Linked DNA regions of Homo sapiens: region 2 is linked to region 1. Evidence: chromatin contacts called from ENCODE Hi-C or POLR2A ChIA-PET data. All regions are on one chromosome and are shown on one strand. The core of a region is the stretch at or near the end of the contact, and the rest is flanking DNA. Distances in the headings are between cores, read along the strand shown.

Evidence for each region. A loop is a pair of places that touch in the nucleus more often than their neighbours do. ChIA-PET counts read pairs that join two places held with the same protein, here RNA polymerase II (POLR2A). Pooled maps may share reads with other maps.
Region 2: a loop to region 1 is called in a map of dorsolateral prefrontal cortex, with 2.3 times the contacts of the local background. The contact joins the promoter of LINC00970 here to the enhancer-like site in region 1. A Hi-C loop is called at or near these places in 3 of 168 maps with a recorded cell type or tissue (IMR-90, dorsolateral prefrontal cortex and endothelial cell of hepatic sinusoid), 4 of 37 single-sample maps with no recorded cell type and 8 of 50 pooled maps. POLR2A ChIA-PET finds 5 or more read pairs at or near these places in 4 of 52 experiments (GM12878, HEK293, K562 and 1 more).

Annotation. Positions count from the first base shown.
Region 1 is chr1:169,001,280-169,007,023 of GRCh38, forward strand. All of the region lies in intron 3 of LINC00970 (long intergenic non-protein coding RNA 970), which reads right to left. Among named protein-coding and RNA genes, the nearest start is that of LINC00970, 83 kb to the right of the region's middle. Within about 2 kb of position 2,875, at least 3 of the 41 ENCODE cell types and tissues checked have a DNase peak (open chromatin) inside an H3K27ac peak, as active enhancers do.
Region 2 is chr1:169,084,405-169,090,148 of GRCh38, forward strand. It overlaps LINC00970 (long intergenic non-protein coding RNA 970), which reads right to left and starts at 2,601. Exons shown (of 5, transcript NR_104091.1): 1 at 2,551-2,601.

The DNA.
Region 1 (5,744 bases), core at 1,625-4,124:
TTTGAAGGTCACAGCTTGAAAAAGCCTGTGATTCAAATCCCTCCTCCAAACGTTCTTCTGTGTTAAAACTTTTCATCATCCTCCCTTCTTGTTCACTCTCAGGTGCTAAGATAAGAAAGCAGGCTGGCTAAAGATGAAGGGGAAATGCTATATTTGTGGATCCAGCTAGAGGGAAAATGTAGAGTCTCTCTACCTTTCTTTTTGAGTTTGCCTTCCCCGCTTCCCTTTGTATGGCATGTTCTCACTAGGGGCCCAAAGTAATGAATGCATGGAAGGGTGCGCGGGCGGGAAAGCAGAGCAGTGTAATGGGAGAAAAAGGATGTGAAGGCGAGAGGGACAGGTTGCAATTTTAAATAGAGTAGTCTTACTCATAATGTGACATTTTAGCAAAGACCCCAAACAAATCTTGCAGATCTCCAGAGAAAAAGTGTTCCAGGAAGAAGAAAGCACAAGTGCAGAGGCTCTGAGGAGGCAACTAAGGGGAACAAGGATTCCAGGATGGCTAGACTGTAGTAAGCCAGGGTGCCGATTATGATGAGCCTTGGGCACGCTCTAAGGACTCCAACTTCATTGGGACAGTTTTTGAAACAAATTTTAACATAATCATTCTATGCTTTAGTAGATCACTCTGGCTGCTGCAGTGAGAGAAGAGACTGAAGGGAGGCCTGAGTAGAAGCACGGAGAACAGCTGAGGGCCATTGAGACTATCCTAGTAAGACAGGATGGTAATTACACCGTGTGATGTCAGTGGCCATGGTGAGAAATTGCAGAATTCTGGATATATTTTGAAGTTACAGTCAACAAGCATTACTGACAAATTGGCAGTGAGGTATCAGAAAAAAAAAAAAAAAAGAGGAGTCAAGGATAAATTGTGGTCTCAGAAATGGCTGGAAGCATTAAGAACTTAAAACAAAAAAATAATTTTAAAAAGAAAAAAATAAATAGTGCAAGAACAAAAGTCAAGAAAGAAGGGATGAAGTTGAAAAGGGGGAGGACTAAAAATCTGAATAATACGTGGAAGTATTTTGTAAACTGTTAAAAGGCTGCAAATGGAAGTTGGCACCTGGTGATGATGATCATCATTAATTATAACACTAGGAATAAGGCATTGGATTTGTTGTTAAAGAATTTCTAGTGATCTCTGAAAGAGTTATTTTTGTACGTGGTAGAAACAGAAGTCTTATATAAGGATTAGAGGAAAAGTGTGTGTGAATAGGTAGAGAAAATTGATGCAGACTATTTGTTCTAAACGTGGCAATGAGGAGGACATTAGAGGACAATAAAAATGAGCAACTACTTTATAATAAATAGTAATGACCTATTGTGCATGATAGAGGACATAAAACAGAAGGAGAAAAAGGCTAAAGGAGGCCCCAAGCTAGTTAAGCCTTTAGATCTAAGTTCCAGGTTACAGAAAATGCAGGAGAGTGAGCATCTATTAAACCACACCAATAGGAAACAATCAGAAAAATTCAAATTACTGGACATTTTACAGAACACTGACATGCTTTCTTCAACAAGTCAATAGCATGACAGGAAAAAAAACTGCAGAATTGTATTTGTTTAGATAAGGAAGAATGAATATAGTGACATAACAACCAAATGTATTATTTAAACCATATTTGAATCCTAACTGAATCATAAAAAGACATTTTTGAGATGATGATAGAGTTTGCTTTAAAATAAGGTTGAGCATCCTAAACCAAAAATCCAAAATCATAAATGTTCCAAAATCCAAAATGTTTTATGAGATAGTAACACCTTTGCTTTTTGATGGTTCATTGTCACAAACTTTGTTTCATGCACAAAATCATTTAAAATTTTGTATAAAATTGCCTTCAGGCTATGTGTGTAAGGTAAATATGAAACAAATGAATTTTGTGTTTAGACTTGATGTCTCCTTACATATATGCAAATATTCCAAAATCGAGAAAAATCCAAAATCAGAAACACTTTTGGTCTCAAGCATTTTGGGCAAGGGATATTCAAACTGTCCTAATACAAAAAGAAGAAAGAAGGAGGAGGAAGAAGGAAGAAGAAGAAAGAAGGAAGAAGAAAGCAGAAGAAGATATAAAAAATGTGATAAAGTAAGTGTAGAAAAATGATAATTTGGGAGGATTATTATGCTGTTCTCTCTACTTCTGCATATGTTTGAAATCTCTTATAATAAACATTTTAAACAAAAGTATAGAGCAAGATTAAGTTACTGAGAAAGCCCAATACCAGAGAGGAAGAACAGAGAGTAGCATTGGGACACACATGAAAGAACATATGAAAAGACTGTGTGTTCAGGGATGCAGTAAGAAATCTAGAAGAAATATGGCCTTGTTTGGTGACTATAAAAGTTGCAGCAAAGGAGGGGGTGAAGTTGTCTCCTGACCGTGGAAGAAATAGTAAGTTGGGGCTGGGGTTTGAAGAGAGAAAGAAGATTTGGCACGATCATGGCAGATAACACCAGAGAATAGATAGTGGAGGAAAATCACGACTCAGAAGCAGCAAGATTGCATGGTTTTACAGAAGCCTTGGTCAGAAATTCTGAGCTCTCACCAAATTCCTAAGACCCGTATTGTTTCTGGCCATAAAGGCCAAACCTCCTTTGGGCAATGGGTGGCTTTTTCTGTTCCTATCTACCAGGGTCCTTCAGATTTTTTTCTTCCCAGGCAGACTCTATCTAAAACCCCATTGCAGTCCTCTGCCACAAGCATCCAGAACTCAAAGGAATAGTGCCTCATACACTATGGAAATTTCTCAAGACCCTTGAGTGATTACAGTAGTCCAAGAAGTGCTCACCCTACAGTGATCTTCACTATTCAGAGAAATTAAAAACTCCGTCCTCCTTACCCTTGAGGAGGATTTTGAGGTGAGAGGACTGGGGAGGGGCACACAGGCTGAGGGGTTTCCCCTGGGGGAAGGAGGAGATGCAGGGCAAGAAGAGAAGAAGTCCTGGCACCCTGCACTTGAGGGCCTGGCACACAGCCATCCAGGGAAACTGCCATTTCCCTGTTTCTGTTCATTGCTCCATGGCCCCTGGCATCATGGAAATTTCCAGCACTTGTGGAAATTCTCCAGGAATGTGAAACTGCAAAAGTTCTATCTATGCTGAGCCAAGGGACACTTTCTAGCTATCTGAAGAATTTGCTAATTAAATGACTAATGTCAACTAGATTCCCAGGGAATAATTTATATACATATGAGGGGAAAAAGCCACTCTTAACACACCACAGCATCTATAAAAGACTTTGCATTGTGCCTAGCACACAGCAAGGGCTCAAAAATATTAGTCCTCTTGTACTCTGAATTTAGTGACTGAAAGAGGGCATGGGTGGAGCTTCTGGAGGTCTGGGAATATCCTGCCCCTTGACTTGGGTTCTGGTTATATAGGTGTGTTCAGTTTGTAAAAAATCATCAAGCCATATACACATACTCTCCACATTTTTCCTTACTTACGTTATGTTTAAATCAAAACTTGCCAAAGCTTTTTTTAATGTTGCTTGTTACAAGTGAATGTTCTAGTCATTAGATTAGGGCCACCTCTACTTTAGTTAACTAAACCATTTACTTGCATGACTTAAATTATAATGTCTTTTCAAATATTGAGTAATTTGAAATTCCTCTCACTGTAGATATGTTCACAAAATTAGAATTGATGAAGATTCTCCAAGCTTAAAACAATGTATATTTGTTGAAATGTTGAATGAATGACTCTTCTCTTTTCCACATTTCTCTTTGTAGCCAACATTTTTCAGGAACTCCTTTAGCAAGTGTAGAAAGAAAGGCAAGAAAGAAAAGGCACTACTATATATTATAACAATACCTTATATTTCTCTTCTTATAATACATCATAAATTTAATCATATAATTATTTGTCAAATTTGTGTAAGTATTTGCTCAACATCTGTCTCTCTTGTTAGATTGTATGTGTCATGAAAGCCAGAGACATGCTCTTATACTCATCATTATATTCCCAGCACCTAGCAAGGTGACAAGTGTTGCATGAGTGGATAAATAAATGAATAATTGAGTGGATTAATGAATGAGAAATCCAATGTTAGTTTTAGTTGGGTGAAAACTTAGAGGATACATTGAATAAACCCTGGATAAGACATAAACCTGTACCCCTATTGTCATAAAGAATCAATGAGAATACAGAGGGAAAAAAAGTCTTTCAAGGAGGCACTCAAGTTCTTTATTGTATAAATCGTTCAAATAAATGTCAGGTTGGTTTGTCCTTATTTTTGTTGTATAGGACTTTTTAATGTGAGTACTTGAAACACTGGTTTCCCTCATTTTAAGTATATTAGAGAATCTTCACATTTATACAAAAGAAACCTTATGATAAGGTCATAAAGGACCCAAGGGAATAATAAATGAAATATAAAGTCAAAGTTGTCTTATTAATAATAAAAAAAAACAAGAAATAGCCTATGCCAACGAGAGAGAAAGTACACTGGTAAGCACAAAACAAAGAGAGGAGAAAAACATTATGTCAAATGATTCAGGCACCAGGAAAGAAAACATTTTAATAAGAGATGAAAGAGCTGGGAGGAAAAATTATGCCTTTAGCTGCTTGGATATGAGTGTGGGGTTAGAGGGACTAAGGGGTCTAGCTAGAAAGACATGTCCATGTGCAGAGCTGGGCAAAGGCAGATCTTGAAGAAGAGGGAGTCTGCCTTAGACTCTCCCCAGTGTTCCAAGACAAGGCTTCTTTGTCCATTTCAGGACATGCTTACAGCATCCTCACCCACACGAAATGCCGACTGTCCTCTCGCTGCCGGCTCTCTGCCCTGACCTCCCCACAGAGCTGAACAGAGTTGTATTTTAATCAGCCCTCCTCCCTAGGTAATATATGTTACTTCTGGGCTTTTTCTCCTTTCAGTCCTCTGTCAAAACAGTACAACCGTATATCCAAGCTCTGCTCTCCCCTTAAAATTTATTTCATAGTATTCATTTTATTCAATAACAACTTTATTGATATTAATTCACATACAATGCCATTCACCCATTTAAAGTGTACAATTCAATAGTTTTTAGTAAATTCACAGAATTATGCAATCATCACCACAACCAATTTAGAACATTTTCATCATCCCAAAAAGAAACTCCATACCCATTAGCAGTCATCCCCAACCCTCAGGCCTAGGCAACCACTACTCTACTTTCTGCCTCTATTGATTTTGCCTCTCATGGACATTTCATAGGACTGGAATCATACAACATGCAGTCTTTTATGGTTGGCTTCTTTCACTTAGTGTAATGTTTTCAAGGTTCATTCATGTTGTACCACGTATCTGTATTTCTGAATTATATTCTATTGTATGAAGATACTACATTTTATTTAGCAGTTCATTCAACGGTAGCCATTTGATTTATTTCCACTTTTTGACCATTGGGAATAATGCTGCTATGATCATTCATATAGTGTTTTCTTATAGGATGCTAAAACTGGAATGAAGCTTCGCAGTTGTCGGCTCTCATCCCCATGCAACTCATGACTTTCTTCTACTACATCCCTAAATGTTTATGTTTAGCCTCATTTGAACAACTCCAAAAACAGAAAATAAACTATTGCCCGAAGAATTCTATTCCAGGATTAGACTTTTATGGTAATCAAAACATTTTTTTCCTTAGATTCTGTCTGCCTCTAACTTCCTAGCTTAGACTCTAGCTTAGTCTTTGGGGGCCAGAGCAGTTTACTTCCTTTCCCATACAACATCACGGAATATTTTAATCTATTATTTTCCCCT
Region 2 (5,744 bases), core at 1,351-3,850, 83 kb after region 1:
CAAGGTCAAATGTATTTATTATTAACAAGAAGATAATGTATATAAATCTTACGATTCCATCAAGTTTAAGTTAGCGTTACTTGTAAATATACTGACAAATCTTAAGGGACAAGGAAATACAAAATCCAGTGAAGTGATCAATAAGAATGGGAACTACAGGCTTCCTCTGAGTAAACAAAGAATCAGATGGAATGACAAAGGCTGTGGGAGACCAGCCTCTTTAGTGTGAAAACCTATGACTCTATAAGCATTAAATAAGGCTAAGTCCCATCATGGTCACCAGGAAGACCATCTTCTGGGCAAAACTAACTTCATTTACCTGTGATGGCAAATGCCTTCCCTTAGGTAGGTTATGTGTTTCCTAACACCAGGAAGATTGAGAATTAAGTATGGAAAGATTTGAGAGACCCAAACCATAGTATTGATAATTTTGTATTAAAGAATAAAATTGTGTATAGTTGCTATTTTGTGTATTTGCAATTTTTAATAGAATCAGACCTATTAGAATGATAGCCTTGTAAGGCCCATTTAAAATACAATTGAGTAATTGATGTGAAATTTTATGGTTTTGAGTTCTTAAGTTTACTGGAACATACAAGAGAACCTTAGGATCCTATATTTATACATTTAAGAGCTTAAATGTATATGAGTATTAAAGTCCTCCAAAAAGTTTAGTTTGTTAATACAGACAAATGCATATAGGAAAAGAAAGAGATGGCGATTATAACTAATAATCATAGCTTAAACTATTTGAAAGTAATTAACTTTATTCATAGGCCCTTTAGAAGTGATTGCTAAACTCTGCTAGACTAAAAAATAAAATAGTAACAAACCTGTACATGTACCCCTGAACTTAAAAGTTGGGAAAAATATAAAATAAAATAATTACACATATAAGTTGAACCCAAATAAACTATGTTTTTAATCCTAACTTTAATAATCAGAATATTAATTTTTAATTCAGAAGTAAACCTTTAAATGCTGTTTCCAACAAACCTCCAAAAGCCAGTTTCAGTGACATCCAGAAACTCCTATCAAAATAAGCAATTGCCATAGTGTGTGATAAGTGCTGTAATGAGGGAAAGATAAAATACTATATAGGAAGAAGTGGGAGAGATGGAATTTCAGAGTGTCTAAGAGGGACCTTAAGGAGGAGGACTGGGAAGGCCAAGAAAAAGGTGTGAAGATTAAGGGAGGGAGGGAACAGCCAAAAGGAGTTCATTCCTTTACAAATTCTGAGTATGCACCAGGCACAAAACCAGGGGTTGGGGCTCCTTCCTGCTTGGAGCTCAAGGCCAGGAGGTAAGAGGGAGCTTGGCATCTTGAAGGAAGAGAAAGAACTTCAGTCTGAGTGCAGCCCACCCTGAGAGGGTCAGAGGAAGAGCCCACTCACTCCCCCTGGGTGGGTGAGCCTCCAGGCGCTGGTGGATGTAGGTCAACTACTAAGATGGTGCAGAAACCAGAAGGCCCTCCAACAACTGCTCCTCCTCCTTCAGGAAGTTCTTTGCTTAATTTATTTTTGCTTTGGGGGTCAGAAGCCTATTTGTAAAGCATTTAAACTTTGCTGGGACTCAGCTACTCAAACTATCAGCCCTTCAGTCCAGCATCCCTGAAGCCTAAACAGGCAAGAAGCTCATCTTTGGCTTCAGCCTGAGGTCATGGGCTGCAGGAACCGGTGGGATCTGTTTATCAAGACCACTGAAGACCTGCGGGAGGAAGGATCTTATCTCAGTGTTGCCATGGGGACTGCTGGCTGGATTGACTGAATGCTCTGCAGAAAATGACTCTTTTTTAGAAGAGAAAATAGTTGCTATTTTCCAAAGGCTAAATGTGGAGTGAGGTGGCAGTGAGGGGGAAAACAGAAGGCCTGTGAGGGTAAGAAGTGGGGACCAAGGCCAACTCTGGCTAAAGAAGAATGGGGACAGGCTGCTCCAGGACTCAAGAGCTTGAGATTCATGCTAACCCACTCCAAGAGTTCAGGCCTCCACCAGAGGACATGGCTCTATTCATACAAGAATTTTATACAGAAAATAGTAGATCTGAGATTTACAAAACTCATTTTCAATTTCATAGGCTACAGCCTTCAGATAACTCCAAGTCACATCACATGTCTAATAGTTGTCTCAGAAAGAAGTACCCAAAAGGCATTTCCTCCAAAGGTCCTTCAGAAACTGTGAAATGGGCTCTATTTGAAGAAAACCATTTCCATCAATGTGCGCAGAGCCTCAGTATGAGTGTGCAGCACAGCTGAGCCTGTCATCCCTCGGAACACAGTCTGGGATTGCCTGGTGGCTGTCTGGCTATAAGGACTTTGGACATTATCCCCAACTCCCCATGGAAGAATTTTCCCTGTGTTTCCCACCAACAATACTGAGCCAAACTGCTTTTGATGTCCCCGGAGTTATCTGATCACCTAGATGACACTGAACAGAGCAAGATGACTAGGAGACAGCAGCTCAGCCCTGACATCTGCTCAAGGCCAGCAGCAAAAGTTCCAGGAGTTATATGAGCCACTAGGTCCATCCAATCTACCATCTGTCACTGGCTTACCTTGCCACCTTGGGTCACTGACTTCCCCACTCTGTGCCATCTGTGAAATGTGCATAATAGCACACCAAGTCCTTCTGTACCTCCTCCTTCTTCTCCTGTTCTCTCTCCCTCCCTGCTTCCCTCTCTCCCTTCCTCCTCCCTCCCTCTCTCCCTTTCTTTCTCTCTCTCTACCTCTCTTCCTATCCCCCTCTCTCTCCTTCTCTCTTTTTCCTATAGAAGAGAGATGATGTGTTTGTAAAGTGCTTTGAGCTCCTTGGAGATAGAGAGTCTATAAATATAAGCTGTTATCACTGTTACCATGGAAACACACACAGACAACTGTGCTCTGTTTCTGCATTTGCTGAGCATAATTCTGGCCTTCTTGCCCTGCTGGCTGTTAAACAATCAATGGTTTTACAAAGCTCAACAGCCAGGTAATAGGTGGAGCCTCAAGGCTGAACTTATTTGCTATTCAACTCTTCTTCATGTGAATTTTCAAAAACTGTGTTTCTGTTTGCTAAGGTAGAGGATCGTATAAGATTGGCCAGAGCCAGCTGTTAAACCAGGGATGCAAATAATGACAGGCATAGGTATGCCACCCAACCCAGGACCCTGATCTGTAACAAGGGAGAATTCCAATGAGCTGCAAAAATAATATTCTACCCATTTCCTAAATTTACTCCAACTCCTAACTCCTCAACTTTACAACCAGAGCTGGCAAAATGTTGGAATAAAGAGAGTTATGAGTTTGCACCCTTCTGCCAATTTGTGACCATCTGAAAAGCAGGGGCTATATCTTTTTCATTATTGTCTCCACAGGGCCTAGCACAGTGCCTGCACATAGCAGATGCTGCGCAGAGGCCTGTGGAAAAAAAAAATGAATAAGCGAGTTATAAATGGCTGTTGTTTTCTATTACACAGGTAAAAGTGTTGTTGAGTGAGGTATGCCGTCAAATGTTGGCTTGGGCCTCGGGATCTCAGAGGACATCAGTTTTGGCATGGCCAATCTGCTTCCTTCACCCTACCATCATAGTGAGAACAACGATATCACTTCACTTCTAGTTTAATGGGTGGTCCTGGGAAAGTTGCTCTGTATCTGAAAGCCCCATATAGAATGACGTAACCTAGTTGTTAACCAGACAACTGAAAGATCCAGTGCAAAAAGTGAAAGTGTGAAAACCATAGGAAAAGTCCTTTTTCCTCTCAGGCAATGCTGTGATCTCAGGGGTAAGTTTTCCAGGCCTCAGTTAGGAATGCAGTGAAATGGGAATGGGCTTTGGACTCAGACACATCAGAACTCAGTGTGTGAGCTCTGCCACTTACTGACCTTCCTGAGCCTCCCTTCTCCCATTTGTAAAATCAGAATAATAGCACTCTCTCACAGGTTTGAGGTGGCAGTTAAACAAAATTAGTATATAAACCCATAGCTCAGTGGCTGGCACCAGTCAATGATTTATGCATGATCATTCCATTCCATTAGTTTGCCAGTATGTATGAATATCCATTTATTTTGAATACTTCACTTACTAGTTTATTCTAAAGGCCTGGCAGATGTTTCAGGTCCCACTAAGATGAGTGTATGTGATGTCTCTGCCTTTGGAAAGCCGGATTGGAGGATGTGAAAGGGAGAGAGAAAATGCTCAAACACAGACAGGGAGTCGGGACCTGCTACATAATTTGCAGAGTCCAGTGCAAAATGAAAATGCAGGGCACTTGCCAGAAAATTTATTAAGAATTTCAAAAAGGTGACAACTGAGCATTAATCCAAGCAGGGGGTTCCACTAAGCTAAGGACGCCGTGTAACTGCATAGATTGCACACCGATGAAGTCAGCCCTAAAGCCAGGGCAGAGGTAAACTGGTTTCCAGGCTTGGTACAGACGATATACTGATGAAGTAAGTACAGTGAGTGATGCAGTTTCATGGTGTTACCCAAATGCTGTTTTTGTCATCAGGTAGCTCTAATATGATCACAGAGGACAGAGGTATTTTTTCTACAAAATACTTGAATACATGGAATTCATATTCTAAGCTAAACCTAACTGATAGTAAAGGTCATTTCAGGAGGAAAACACTTACAAAAACAAGCAAACTCCTATAGGAGTGGTTATGATTGCATAAAACACATAATAATTGTGTTCAGAGATTCAAATTGTTCCTGTATCATTGTTCATAGACGATATGGGGGAGAGGTCAAATTACAAAGCGTACAAAGCATTTATCTACTTACACAATTGCTATTTATTAAACCCCCTACTGTATACAAGGTATGGTGCCAGGTCATGTGAGGGAAACAGAAAAAGATATCATCAGCCATAATATGATCTCTCACGTTCCTTTCAGGTCTAACAATTTAGGATTCCTTGATGAAGACATAAGGCCTACCTTTAAGAAACGTAAGTTTAGTGCTGTAGCAGAAACTGAAATGGGCCGGGCACAATGGCTCATGCCTGTAATGCCAGCACTTTGGAAGGCCAAGGTGGGCGGATCTCTTGAGGCCAGGAGTTTGAGACCAGCCTGGCCAACATGGCAAAACACCGTCTCTACAAAAAATACAAAAATCGGCATGGTGTGGTGGCAGACACCTGTAATCCCAGCTACTTGGGAGGCTGTGGCACAAGAATTGCTTGAACCCAGGAGGAGGAGGTTGCAGTGAGCTGAAATAGCACCACTGCGCTCCAAAACAAAAAAATTAAAATGAAATTGCTCTGTATGGGGTGTTTATAACTGATTGCATAAATAAGCATACAAATAATTATTATTTATATTATTTTATAATAATATATTAATATAAATATATATTTATATTATTTTTATTATTTTATATAAATAATTTATATAAAAATCCTACAAATCAAAAGGAAATCTAGGCAAAACACCATATAAAAATCTAGATTTCTACTAAGCTCTTCAAACACTGAGAACATTGTTTTTCGTTTTTTTTTTTGTTTTTTTTTTAATCTGATAGTAAAACTAAGTCACAGAATAGACAATGGGTTCTTCTGGAGTCAAACAATAAAGCTGTGGCAAAACAAAGTCCCCTGTTGATAAATTACTGAATGTATTCACAGTGGTTCTCCATCCCCCTCTCCATCCTTGGTTCACTAATAAAGAATGTGCTTTAAATAAGCTATATGCCTCCCCTTTTTTCCAAGGTATAACAATTAATGGCATTAGTAAAAGACTCTACATAAATGTGTTGATGCCAATTTTGGAG